Linked DNA regions of Homo sapiens: region 1 is linked to region 2. The links are chromatin contacts, found by Hi-C in ENCODE. All regions are on one chromosome and are shown on one strand. Each heading gives the region's core, a stretch centred on a gene start or an enhancer-like site at or near the end of the contact. The rest is flanking DNA. Distances are from core to core; before and after follow the strand shown. Region 1 overlaps KIAA1755. Region 2 overlaps TTI1 (TELO2 interacting protein 1).

Evidence for each region. A loop is a pair of places that touch in the nucleus more often than their neighbours do. Pooled maps may share reads with other maps.
Region 1: a map of PC-9 shows a loop between it and region 2 (7-fold over the local background). The contact joins two enhancer-like sites. A Hi-C loop is called at or near these places in 4 of 168 maps with a recorded cell type or tissue (PC-9, endothelial cell of umbilical vein, mammary epithelial cell and 1 more), 15 of 37 single-sample maps with no recorded cell type and 17 of 50 pooled maps.

Annotation. Positions count from the first base shown.
Region 1 is chr20:38,216,511-38,222,505 of GRCh38, forward strand. It overlaps KIAA1755, which reads right to left. Exons shown (of 14, transcript NM_001029864.2): 10 at 5,939-5,995; 11 at 3,120-3,258; 12 at 1,734-1,856; 13 at 743-964. Among named protein-coding and RNA genes, the nearest start is that of KIAA1755, 41 kb to the right of the region's middle. RefSeq lists enhancers at 1,005-2,204, 2,619-3,120. Within about 2 kb of position 4,746, at least 2 of the 41 ENCODE cell types and tissues checked have a DNase peak (open chromatin) inside an H3K27ac peak, as active enhancers do.
Region 2 is chr20:37,990,767-37,997,369 of GRCh38, forward strand. It overlaps TTI1 (TELO2 interacting protein 1), which reads right to left. Exons shown (of 8, transcript NM_001303457.2): 6 at 5,983-6,187; 7 at 5,609-5,696. Among named protein-coding and RNA genes, the nearest start is that of TTI1, 39 kb to the right of the region's middle. Within about 2 kb of position 2,190, at least 11 of the 41 ENCODE cell types and tissues checked have a DNase peak (open chromatin) inside an H3K27ac peak, as active enhancers do.

The DNA of each region.
Region 1 (5,995 bases), core at 3,496-5,995, 230 kb after region 2:
CACTGGGTCTGGGCCAGCCATGGGGGTCCCTGTCCCAGCTGGACCACACTCTCCCAGGCTGCTCCTTTGTCCCCACAGACCTCAGTTTTCCCATAATTTTTTTTTAAAGAGAGATTTGGCTACATGAATTTAGGACAGGTGGCAGCTCCTAAATCAAATCATCCTTCACCACTGCCCTCTTTGGGCAGTTTTCTCATCTGTAAAATGGGAACAACATTGGTTCCCTGTCATCAAAGAGGTATGGATAAGAATGAAGTCAAGTAAGGTGTGTGAAGTGCTCACAGGAGGTCTGGCATGGTGTACACACTCAGAAATGTGCACTCCCCTCCCAACAACCCCTCATCCTCACCATGGTCAAGCCTGCTTGGTGAAGGGATCTGTCGTCATTTCTCTTCTCTTTGGGGAAGCATATAAGGCATGTCACGGGGTACCACAGACACATCTATGTTCAAATCTCAGCTCTTCCCCTTCCTCTGTTTTTTTCCTGTTACAAGACTTGGGGAGTGAATCACGATGAGCCTCCGACTGTGTCTGGGTATCCCTGTCCCTGCTGTGCCCCCAGCCAGGGGATGGGGGTGGTGTCTGTGCAAGTGGGTGGGGGGGGGCTGTGTCTAGGTATCCAAGGGATGGGGGCGGTGTCTATGCAGTCAGGCCATGGGGCTGTGTCTAGGTATCCCTGTCCCCACCATAGCCCCAGCCAGGGGATCGGGGGGTATCTGTGCAGGTGGGCCGCGGGGCTCACCCTCTTGCAGAAGCGGTGCAGGTGGAGCAGCGTCTCGAGGTCCGTGCGTTGCCGCTCGGCCGCCATGTAAAAGTGGGTCAGCTCAGCCTGGAAGGCCCGCTGGGTAGAGGCAAAGGCTGCCAGCTCTGGGAACTCTGCACGTTCTGCCTCCCCAGCCCCTCTGGCTGTAGCTCCCAGCTGAGCGGCCTGCTTGGACAGCTCCAGGCCTCGGCGGTACTGGGCCTGAGAGGGGAGAGGAGGGGGCGCCCACTCAGCACCCACCTTGGCTGGGGCCTCCCTCGGAGGTCAGCAACCTCCAGCTGCCTTGCTGGCGAGCCAGGAGACTTCCTGAGCTTCAGTTTCCTCATCTGTAGAATGGGGACCCTAATAGCACCCACCTCACAGGGCTTAGCTCCTGGTGAGGGTTGAACAATTAAGAGCAGTTATCACGCTTCTGGAAGTCTCCAGGCCCTCGCCATGGCAGTTCACTTTGCCTAGCCGGGCTCTGCTTAGATGTTCCTTCTGGAAAACTTCTCTGACTCCAAAGGCTCCTGCTCTGAGTCCCCACATTCTCCCTTACTGTGCGCTTCCCTGTTTGTCCCCGCCCCCGCCCCCGCTCCCCACTGGCCTGAGAATTCCTGAGCGCTGATACGGGGCTGAATCACCCTGTGGTCCAGAGCCTTGTCACATCGCATCACGTTGATGCAGCTTCCCTGCCCTCCAACCCCCGGCTCTGTGAGGCTGAGTTATTAGGTCTAGGATGGGGCCCTGGAAACTGCATTTTAAGAAACCCTCTGGGGGATTCAGAATATTCTTTGGGCTTGGCCATCTGGTAAGAATCTCTGGGGGAGATAACATCTCAGCTGAACTCTGCAATCCAAGCTGGTTCCCTCACTGTCTCTGGAACTTTTCTTGCTCTTTCCCACCTCCACAGCTTTGCCCTGGCAGTGCCACCCCCTCTAACGCCCTCTCCATCTGCTCCAGTCCTGCTCCTCTGTTGTCTGGAACGCACTGCAGCCTGGAGGAAGAAGTTCTCAAATTCTGCGTGGGCTTTCTCCACTGTCTCCAAACTTCCATCCTTGGGGGTCAGTGATTGCAGGCACCGCCTTCCTTCCTGCTCCATCCAGTCGCTGACCTGGGGCAGGAGAGGCAGATTTGGACATGAGGGGCTGCTAGGAGACCTCCCTTGTCCAGCTCCCCCACTTCCTTGCAGGCTGAGGTCTTCTGTCTTCACTCATTCAGTGGCTAGGCCTGTGACCACTGGCTTGGACTGAAATTCTCCCAATTCTGGGCGTGGGAAGAAATGACTTGGGGAGGGGGAGTGTGTGGTCATGTTCTTCAAAGCGGGACCCTGGAGGGCATCTGGCCTGGCCAACGCCCTCAGTGCACAGTTATCTGAATGAAGGCACAGGGTGGTGAACTTCAGGCTACTCTAACCACTCAGAGACGCCGGATCATAAAAGGGGTGGCCTCAGGGGTGATGAGCTCCCTGTTCGGGTGTGTGTGTGTGTTTGTGTGCGCGTGCACATGCAAACAGTGCTGGAGAAGAAGCTGCAGGCTGCAGAGGAAAGTCCATGGGCCTGCTGGGAACTCACCATGTGAACATGGTAAGCCACTCCCCCTTTCTGGGCCTCAGTTTACTCAGTGGTAAAATGGGGTAGACATGAAGATTCAATGAGGGATAGAGGGTATATAATGGCTCTCAACCCCGAGTGGAAGTTCCTTTCTTATTCTGGGGCATCTTAAAGAGCCTATTCACTCACTTTATCTTCACAGATCCAATGTAGCACGTACTGATATTACCCCCCATTCAACAAATGAAGATACTGAAGCACTGAAGAGTTAAACATCTTGTCCAGGGCCACACCACGAGTAAGTGCTGGAGCCAGGAATGAACCAGGGCTGTCTGATGCAGGAGTGTGCCGTGCCCCACAGCTCCAGGCTGACAGGAATGTGTTGGTTCTCGGCACCGGCAGTCAGATGAAGCCACACCAGGTGCAGGTTCCAGAATCAGACCCCGAGATATGCAACCACAAGCAGGTAACATAATGTCTCCCAGCCTCAGTTTCCTCATCTGTGCAGTGGATGAAATCCTAGCACCTTCCCCATGAGTTCAGAAAGCAATGATGTTCACAACGGCTCTGGCCCAGGGCTTGGCACAGAGTTGGCGCTCAATAAGTGCAGCTCTTGGGGCTATGTTTTCACCCACTGAGCACTTATTGAGCACCAGGTCATGTGCTACGCCCCAAGGATGCCTGCCTGGCCTTTGAAGGATCGCCAGCTTGGTGTCCTTTCTCCAGAACAAAGCACCTGACTAGGGACGGGCCCAGAGTCGGGGCTTTCCTGTGGAATGTGGCCAGGCAGAACCCCCACACCCCAAGCCAGACACCCCTTTCACCTGGTGAATGGCAGCTTCCAGGCGGCCCAGGCGGACACGGAGCTCCAGCTTCCCCAGGAGGCTGTTGGAAGCGGTGACCAGAACATGAAGCTGCTCGTCCACAAGGCTGTACAAGGCAGTGGCTGCAGCCAGATGGCTCCTGGGAGGTGGGCGGAGGTGAGAAAAGGCCTCTGTTGCCCTCTTCACCCTGCTGTACTTCTGTCCCGCATAGGCCTGCCCCTCCATCTCTGTGGCCCCAGCCTGGGTTTCCAGCTAACTTGCTGTGTGACTGTGGGCAGGCCCTTCACCAAGGGCCTCAGCCTTGGTCTTCCATGGGACTGGGAGGACAAGAGAACACAGTAGGAAGTGAACTGACCCTCCCCCTTCCCTAGAAGGGAATGAAGCTGGCCGGACAGATCTGGGTTCAAAGCCCAGCTCTGCTGCCTTCTAGTAGGAGGCTCTGTGCAAATTTCTCAACCTTTCTATGTCTCTGCTTTTTATTCTGTGAGGTGGAGATAATCACAGAACCCACTTCATAGCATGGTTGTAAGGATTAAATGATCTAACGCCCTGGCCCTCAACTCTAGCTATACATTATAACCTGCCCTGGGAGCTTTAACAAATCTTAGTGCCCTGCCCCAGGCCAACAAAGTCAGACTCTGAGTGCAACCAACACACTGATGTTTCCCTTTTTTTTTTTTTTTTTTTTTTGAGACGGAGTCTCACTCTGTCACCCAGGCTGGTCACCCAGGCTAGAGTGCAGTGGCGCGATCTCCATTCACTGCAACCTCTGCCTCCTGGGTTCCAACGATTCTCCTGCCTCAGCCTCCTGGGTAGCTGGGATTACAGGCACGCACCACCATGCCGGGCTAATTTTTGTATTTTTAGTAGAGACAGGGTTTCACATATTGGCCAGGCTGGTCTTGAACTCCTGACTTCAGGTGATCTGTCTGCCTCAGCCTCCAAAAGTGCTGGCATTATAGGCATAAGCCACCACGCCCGGCTGAGACACTGATGCTTTCTAAAGCACCTCAGGCGGTTCCAGGGACAGCCAGGGCAGAGAACCAGCGCTCATGCGTGCAAAACACTTAACACAGTGCCCAGCGCACGATGTTTGTCAGGTCCGTGCTATTTCTATTGCAATGGTGGGAAGTAGCTGCAACATGCCTGCCGGCCCTGCCTCCATTTCACAGATGGGAAAACTGAGGTCAAGGGAGGGGAATCGACTTGCAGATGACAACCTGAGTTGGAACCCCACCCAGGGCTGTTTCTGCACATAATTTTAAAAAATGCTCAAAGCCACAAGTCACTAAGGAAGAAGTGTGGATGGGATTTCAGGCATGGTGATATTTGTGTGAAGGGAGGAATCTCCAACCCTGCTCTGCCCTCCTCTGCCTTCAGAGGGAAAATGGAAGAGAGAAGATGGAAGAAAAGCTTTTGACTTCCTGGAGGGTGCTTTGCTCTACCTCAGCCTCCCCATCTGACTGCAGCTCCCCACGGGTTGCCACCCTTGCAGGGAAGAGGTGTGGCCCAGGGTGCGTGAATAGGATAGAAAATCTCTGCCTGCCTGGAGAGGGAGGGACGGAGGGACGGGGACAGCCTAGGGGCTGCAGGGACCCGCTGCAGAACAAACGCCCACAGCAGCTCATGTGGGACCACAGTGACCCCTGCTGGAGATGCTGGTAGCTGCGGGTCTGCGGGGCCTCGGATGGACAGGAGGGGCCTGGGCTGGTGGGGCAGGTAAGGGTGGAAGAGGCTGAGAAAGGCAGTGCCAACCCCCACCAGGCACTGAGGGGCAGGGAGATGACCCCATACCAGTGCTGCCCGTGCGTCCATCTGTGTAAGCCTGCTCTCAAGTCTAGTGCAGCTCTGGGTGGTGTGTTCAAGATTCTGGGACCAGACTGCCTGGATTCAAGTCCGGGCCCCACCACATCCCAGCTATGTGACCCTGGACTAATCACTTACCTTCTCTGAGCCTCAGGTTCCTCCACTGTAAAATAGGCATAATATCTGCAGCTACCTCGGAGTGAATTAAGTGAGCTGGTATTTGTAAATCCCTGAGAAAAATGCTGGACACATACAAAGTGCTATTTAGGTCTTGGTTCTGTAAACAAAATGTTCTTAAAAGCTCATGCATACCAGCCCTTGACTTTGAATATAAGTAGCTGTGTTCTAAGAGGGTGAAAATACTTGCAATTACTGACCAATTTAATGACTGACTTTTCCCCACCCCCTAAATTTAAGAAAGCTGGGACTTTCCAGGAATGTCTATAATTTATTCTGGCTCTGAGACCCCTGAGACACCATGAGGTTCTCACAAGTGTGTCTGAGCAGCCTACCGGGAAAGGCAGGGCCGGGTAGGGGTTAAATGCCCAGAAGGCCTGGCTTCAAATCCCTTACCAGCCGCTGTCTAGCTGCTATTTCCCTTCGCTGAGCCTCAGTTACCCATCAGCCAAATGGACAATGTGGACCTCACAGGGTTCTTGCCAGAAATAAATGAGGCAGGCTCTTGCAGGGGTTCAGCGTGGTGTGTGGGTCAGAGAAAGTGCTTTTCCAAAAGGGTGACCAGAAATGGGTAGGCGACATCCTCTGATGCCCATCCCAGGCTCAAGATGGCTGGGGCTGAAGGAGGGAAAGCAGAGAAGGGGCGAGGAAATTGCCAGGGCTCAGGGCAGGTTTCTGTGACCAGGCGTCAGCCTGGGATACAGGCCCTGCAACTACTGCAAAGCTGGGCGCCCTCGGGGCTCAGCTATGTGTGCCCTAGGTGGTGTGGTCCCAGCTCCAAGCTCCTGGGCCAGAAACAGGATGGGGTGGAAGAGGAAAGGCCTGGACGTCTGTACCTGACATCAGGGCTGAAGTCCAGCCTGCTGGCATCATGCTGCAGCCTGGCCAGGGTG
Region 2 (6,603 bases), core at 940-3,439:
ACCAGGCTCGATCTGTCATCGAGAACATTCTGCTCCCAACCTGGCACGGCATGCACTGTGCACACACACCCCACGCTTGGCTTTCCTACCGGGTGGTAAGATGGTTGACCCTGGCAGGTTATCAGTGACATGACAACACCAAGGAAGAAGGGACAGAATTGGCAGCACTGAATTTAAGTAGATTTAAGTAGCCCAGAGGTCCCTGCCTTCAGTTCTGAAACCCAGCAACCCACTTTGTTTGTAATCTGCCTGCCAGATGTCTCTTATCTTTGACACCATGAAATCAGGCCTATATATGCACAGTGAACAGCTCCAGATCTGAGTGTATTTTTAGAACAATGGGACTCAAAAAGAAAACCAGCAATGCCTGTCAAAAGATGGATAATAGGAAAGCTAACTACTTGGGTTTGGATTTGTCAACTATTAATCAAGTGTCAAAAGGAAAAAATATTAGGTGTGTCCTCATTTCCATGCTGGGTGCAATCCAAGGGGGAACAGCTTTGCAGTCCAAGCTCAGCCAAACTGCCCACACCATTTAAGGGGATGAGCTACTAATTTCAAGCTCAGCTGAACTAATGGATCACCTCTGTGGCTCCTCATCCGTTCAAATATAATAGGCTCATGTGTGGGTAAAGAGAGGAGTTGGGGCTCTGACAGGGATGAAATGAATGAGCCTGTGCCGGTCTGTGTTCGTCCAGGGTTTGAAGGCACCAGCTGGTTCTTTGATGGGATGGGATCCTACTGCTAGAAAGAGAGCAGGGAAGTCAGTCTGTAAATGAACCTTCAAACCCGGTCCTGACTTCTGCAAACAGTGGTGGCACAATTAACATGAAAAAGATCCTTTTGAGGTGAAATCCCCAGTTCAGATTTTAGTAAGGATGAAGCAGGCTTACAACTAGAAATTCTGTGGCCAGTGTCTATGTGTATGAGTAACATACACATCATGTATAACATATTTGGGAAATTTACATACATGTACCCCACATAGGTGTGTACACAGATGTAAATATACCTTCAGAACATAAGCAGAGGGTAGAGGCCCCTATCTTGTTCCCTCTAATTCCAGTCCCTAGAACAGTACCTGGAGACTCCTTGGACATACTAACGTGATTCATCCACAAGCACCCTATGAGAATGGAGTTTTCATCACCCCCAGTTTACAGAGGAAGAAAATGAAATGAAGCTAAATCATTTGCTCAAGGTCACATGGCCAGTAAGATCTGAACCTCGGTTTGTCCAAAGCAAGACTGCTACTTTTTCTCTCACACACAATGGCGAGGCAGAGGGAGCTGGAATGGCAACCTCCCCAGCGCCCCATCAGGGGCTACAGCAATAACAGCATCCAGGACTTGCGTGGCCAGAAGGTACACCAGCTGGTCACCACCTGCTGGCACCCTGCATCCCTATCTGGGCTCTGGGGTTAGCAGGTGGGAGTAGGACTGGGGGTGGAGGCCAAGCATCCTAAAAGCTTTATTTTTCTATTATGAGACTTGTTGGGCACTGACTTCATCTTCTTCTTTTTTTTTTGAAACAGGGTCTCACTCTGTTGCCCAGGCTGGAGTGCAGTGGTGTGATCACGGCTCACTATGGCCTTAACCTTCCAAGGCTCAGGTGATCCTCCTGCCTCAGCTTCCCAAGTAGCTGGGACAACAGGTGCACACCACCACGCCTGGCTAATTTTTATATGTTCAGTAGAGACAGGGTTTCGCTATGTTGCCCAGGCTGGCCTGGAGCTCCTGAGCCCAGGTGATTCTCCCACCTCAGCTTCCCAAAGTGCTGGGATTACAAGCGTGAGCCACAGCACACGGCCTGACTTCATCTTTTCAAAAATTTGAAAAGTATTGTCTAGTTTTGTTTCCTTTTAGCCCAGGGTAAAAGGCTCATTGGATGATATAAAACCTCACTGCAAAAGCCAGGGAGTCTCAGAGTCTGCTAAGAGATTGGCCCAAGGAGTATGGTTTTAATGGAGTTCAACTAGGCTAAGTACATGTATGGACTTGAAGGACAAACAGAAATTTGGGGTGTATGCTCTCTTTTCAAATTCCTTTCACGTACAGGAGGCAAAAGCTACCTGGACAGAAAGGCACAGAACTGTGAAGGCCCAGGGCATGCCGGGAGACATCCTGGAGACTGAGAATTTCAATCAGCAAAGTTTGCCACTGCAGTTGGCTGAGATGGGGGTGTGGCTGATCTGACCTGTTGTCTGTAATCCAACGCCTACCCTCAGGGACACTGTCTTATTTTTAGCTCCTGGTATGCTAAGCCCTCCTCCCACACCACAAATATGATTTGCACATTTGTTATCCATTGAAGTTACTTAACTAGAGGGACTTTGGGGGAGCTGGCTTTTTTTTTTTTTTTTTGCATTGCCAGTTAACAGTGACACCTGGTGGTAACACACAGCAAGGTCACATCCTGCCCCCACCATCCCCTGCCCCTCCCCCATGCCTCCCCCAGTTGGAAGATTTATGCCCCCTCCATACAAGGCACATTTGCTAGATAAAAGCATTAAACTGGAATGGCATCTCCGTTCTTAGCATTTACAACCTCGGTTACATCAACCACCCCCTGATCAATGTCCATTTCTAGAGTTTACTGCCTGGATGTAAAAGCCTGCCACAAAGGCTATATTTAATATGGCAAATTAAAAAAGCAAACACTGGTTTGGTCATTCTTTGGAGCCAGGAAAAGCAAATGGGAGCAAGGAAAAACCCAAGCATGATGCACATAAAGATGAACTCTCATGGGGCTGCTAAGTCTGCCTCCACCCCAACTCGATGAAGGCGCCCCTTGGAGGTCCTAAGCCCACCTGCCAGAGGGGCCCACAGACATGGCTGTTCTACAGGGCTGGTGCACATCCCTCTCCTTCCAGAAGACAGGAGGCCTGGGAGCAGCCTCCTGCCCTGAGAGCTTCCCTCACCAGCCCTCTGGCAGACAGGAGAGCCACTTCCAAAGCAAGCTGGTCATCTGCCTAGGGTCGGAAACTCACTACCTCTGGCTTTTCTGAATACTAAGCCAAGGTTCCCACTTGGGCCCTTGCAACGAACACAGCTTTCTCTTCTCCCATGAGGGTAAGTGTGTGTAAGTGTGTCACTCTGACTGCAGTATGGAGAATACCTAGAGGGGCAGGACTGGAAGTGGGACCAGTGGTGAGGTCTGTTGTTCTGGTGGGAGATGATGGTGGCCTGGCCTGGCCTAGTGGTTTGGAGGTGTCGTTTTGAGAGCAATTTTCCAAGTGAGGTAGGCGGGCTTTACTTTTGGTCATGGATGTAGGGTGTGAAGGAAAGAGAAGAATTAAGAACAAACAACAGGATGGATGGCAGGGCCATGTGCTGAGATGGGACTCCATCTCATGCAGGGGACTTGGTTCCTCAGTACTAGTAGGTATGACAGACTGCACTCTGTCACCTAGGCTGGAGTACAGTGGTGCGGTCTTGGCTCACTGCAACATCCGCCTCCCAGGTTCAAGTGATGCTCCTGCCTCAGCTTCCCAATTAGCTGGAATTACAGGTTCCTGCCACCATGCCCAGCTAACTTTTTGTATTTTTAGTAGAGACAGGGTTTCATCATGTTGGCCAGGCTGGTCTTGAACTCCTGACCTCGTGATCTGCCTGCCTCAGACTCCCAAAGCGCTGGGATAACAGGCGTAAGCCACCCACCGCACCCAGCTGCCAGGTATGACTTTTCCATACTAAGTGGCCCACCCACCCACCCCTCTCTCCATGCGGTAATGAGGCTCACAGAGAGACCAGGTTTCCTATTGTCTCAGGCTTCTTCTCCCACTTAGAGAGCTTATTAATTTCAGCATCAAGATGCCAAATCAGCTCTTGATCAAGGATCAAGACTGATTTTTTTTCCCAACTTCAAGATAAGTTTGCAAGTGACATGTGTGAAGCAATCCACCTAGCTCTTCCTCCCCCTCCCTGCCCATCAGGAGGGAGGCCATCTGACTCAACACTTGAACGGAATGTGCTGGAGCAAACAAAGGGAGCTGCGGTCAAGTGGTGGGGCTGCGTGTTCCTCCACCTGAGGCTCCCTGAACACCAGCTCAAGATTCAGCAAGGTCCAATTCCGGGTTTAATTGCTTTCAGCAGCAAAAAAGAGAACTAGAAATGAAAAGATAATGAATTGAGAATATTAGCTTATTTGATGGTTCTAAACTTGAAGGATGGGATGGAGTGGGTGTAGGAAAAATAGAATGGATGGGGAATGTGAAAATCAGACCTTTAACTCTTGGTTGTAATAGGCATCTAAAAGGATTTACTTCAAGATAAACTCATTATGTTCTTGAGTTGCACTTTAAGTCACAGCACAATCAGCTCCAGGGGCACCGCCCAGGGAGGACTATTTTCACCCTAAATTGATTCTGTACGGAATAAAAATGCCTGGGGACAGAAGCTGCTTAGGATGCGCCCCTGTGCTCATGAAACTATGACTGATTCTGGGACTAAGGGATGTGACGGGAAAGGGACAGGAAGAAAAAAGGAAATGGGAAATCAAGAGCAAAAAACAGCAAAGGACAATAAATCAATTCAAGAAGATATTACCATCACTCCCAGGGAGTGCAAGGTTTCTAAGGAGCAAGCTGGCTCTCCTCACTGCACAGTCAGAGCAGCCTTTCCACTCCTCAGGGAATGAGTTGACTCCTAACTCCCACCCCACTGAAGAGGATCAGAGATGTGCCTCTAGAAGCTAGGAAGATGCAGGGATTCCGCTGCAGGCGTGAAGCTGGTGAGGCTGAAGGAGCTGCAGGGCTCAGAGCGGCACAGAGTGCCAGGCCCAGCTTTCGCCCCAGCAGCAGACCTACCCTGGGATGGCAGTTCCAGGATGCAGGCTGCTCCCACCTGGAAGGAAAGCTTGGAGAAGAGGGGCAGAGTAGATTTGGGGTCTCATGTCTGGGGAATGCTGTTGTGCTGAGTTTTAGCTCTTAGTCCTAAAGTAACCAGCAACAGCTTCTTCTCCTAGAGGTGATACAGCTTTTCTCAAATAAGCATGGTCAAACTCTTAGAAATTGGAATCATCTAGTTTCAGAATCAGAAAAGGCCCTTTAAGCCATTAGTCTGGCAACTCTTAAGGTTCTTCGGGTCACAGATTCCTATTAGAACCTATGAATGGTTCCTATTAGAAAAAGGCACATGTGCACCTGCCTGCACACAAACAATTTTGCTTTGCACTTGTGAGGGTTCATGGCACCGATGCCCATCTAAGACCTGCCGTGGAGTCGACATATGCCATATCAGGAACCCAGCACTTTCACTTTGCTGTTGAAGAAGCCAAGGCATGAAGAAGTGCCAGGCACCTGGTCTCCAGGCCTAGAAGCAGATTCCCCTCCAACCAGGAGGGTGCTGAGTCCTCTCTAGCACACCGTCTTTCTGCTTCTTGACCCTCTGGAATTGTTGCTGACTTTGCAGCAGAGGAAAAGGTTACTGGCAAAGAGAAACACATCTAGTAAAAATACCATCTCTAGTGCTGGCACAGTTAAAGAATTATCTTAACCTGGCAGGGTGACAGAGAAAAGAGCAGAGATGCCTCAACTCTGCTTGCCATTAGCAAATCATCTGTAATTTAGAACAAACGTAAAGGGATGCGGGTGATCAGGCAGACGTACCTCCTGGCAGCCTCTTGTAATTTCACGGGCTGTTTGACACTGAGGTAAATCAAGCAGGCATCAGCCACTTTATTCAGGTCACCCTCACCTGCAGAAAAGAAAAACAAAACAAGCATCAGCCCTTACACTTCATTTGGGACAAGCAGTGACCAACTGTGTCTGGAGAAACTGCAACAGCTAGGCAAGATGCTCTGGGCTCTCTACTCCATCCCGCCAAAGAACACATCAAGATAAATGGACAAATGAGGCCAAAATAAGACGGAAGGAGGTACACAGAGGGGAGGGGAGGGGGGCACGACTGAGCAGAGGGCATGATGGCAGGGGTGAGACAGATGCTAAGTGTGTGTGTTCAGGTGGAACTGCCTGGTACCCACCTAGGTCCAGTCTCTCACAGAGGGGGCCCAGGCCCTGTAAGACAGCCAGCTGCAACTTGAAGGCCAGCGTGTGCGAGTAAACTGGTCCAGCCCTGGCACTGATGGGGGCCTGGGTGACTAGGGAGCCAGCCAGCTTTGGCAGGACATCTTTGCAGAACCGGCTGCGAAGAAAGTCACCACACTTGCTTCCCAGGGTACGTAAAACCTGCAGAAACAGCCTCCAACCTGGTGAGTGAACATTGCCAAGGCAGCAAGAGAGCTAAAGAATGCTTGGTAATTCGATTTCATCTAGGTCTCTGCTTGGGGGAAAAAAAAAATAGAATTACTGCTGTTAATTCCTTGCCCATGGTTTGTGATTCTGACAGTTATGAATTTGGAGGTCTCTGCTCCCAAGGCATGGCTGCTTCTACCCATAAATACAGATTACATGGGGAATAATTCAAAGGAATCTTGGGTTGGATGAATAATATGATTAATATCTTGATTTCCCTCCCATTTTTGTTAAAAAAAAAAAAAAGAGAAGAGCTTAAAGCAGTTCACATAGATCATTTCTTGAATCTTCCTAACATCCCTTGAGAAAATATGTATGCTTTAAACTCTAGCTAGCTGAGCAAACACAAA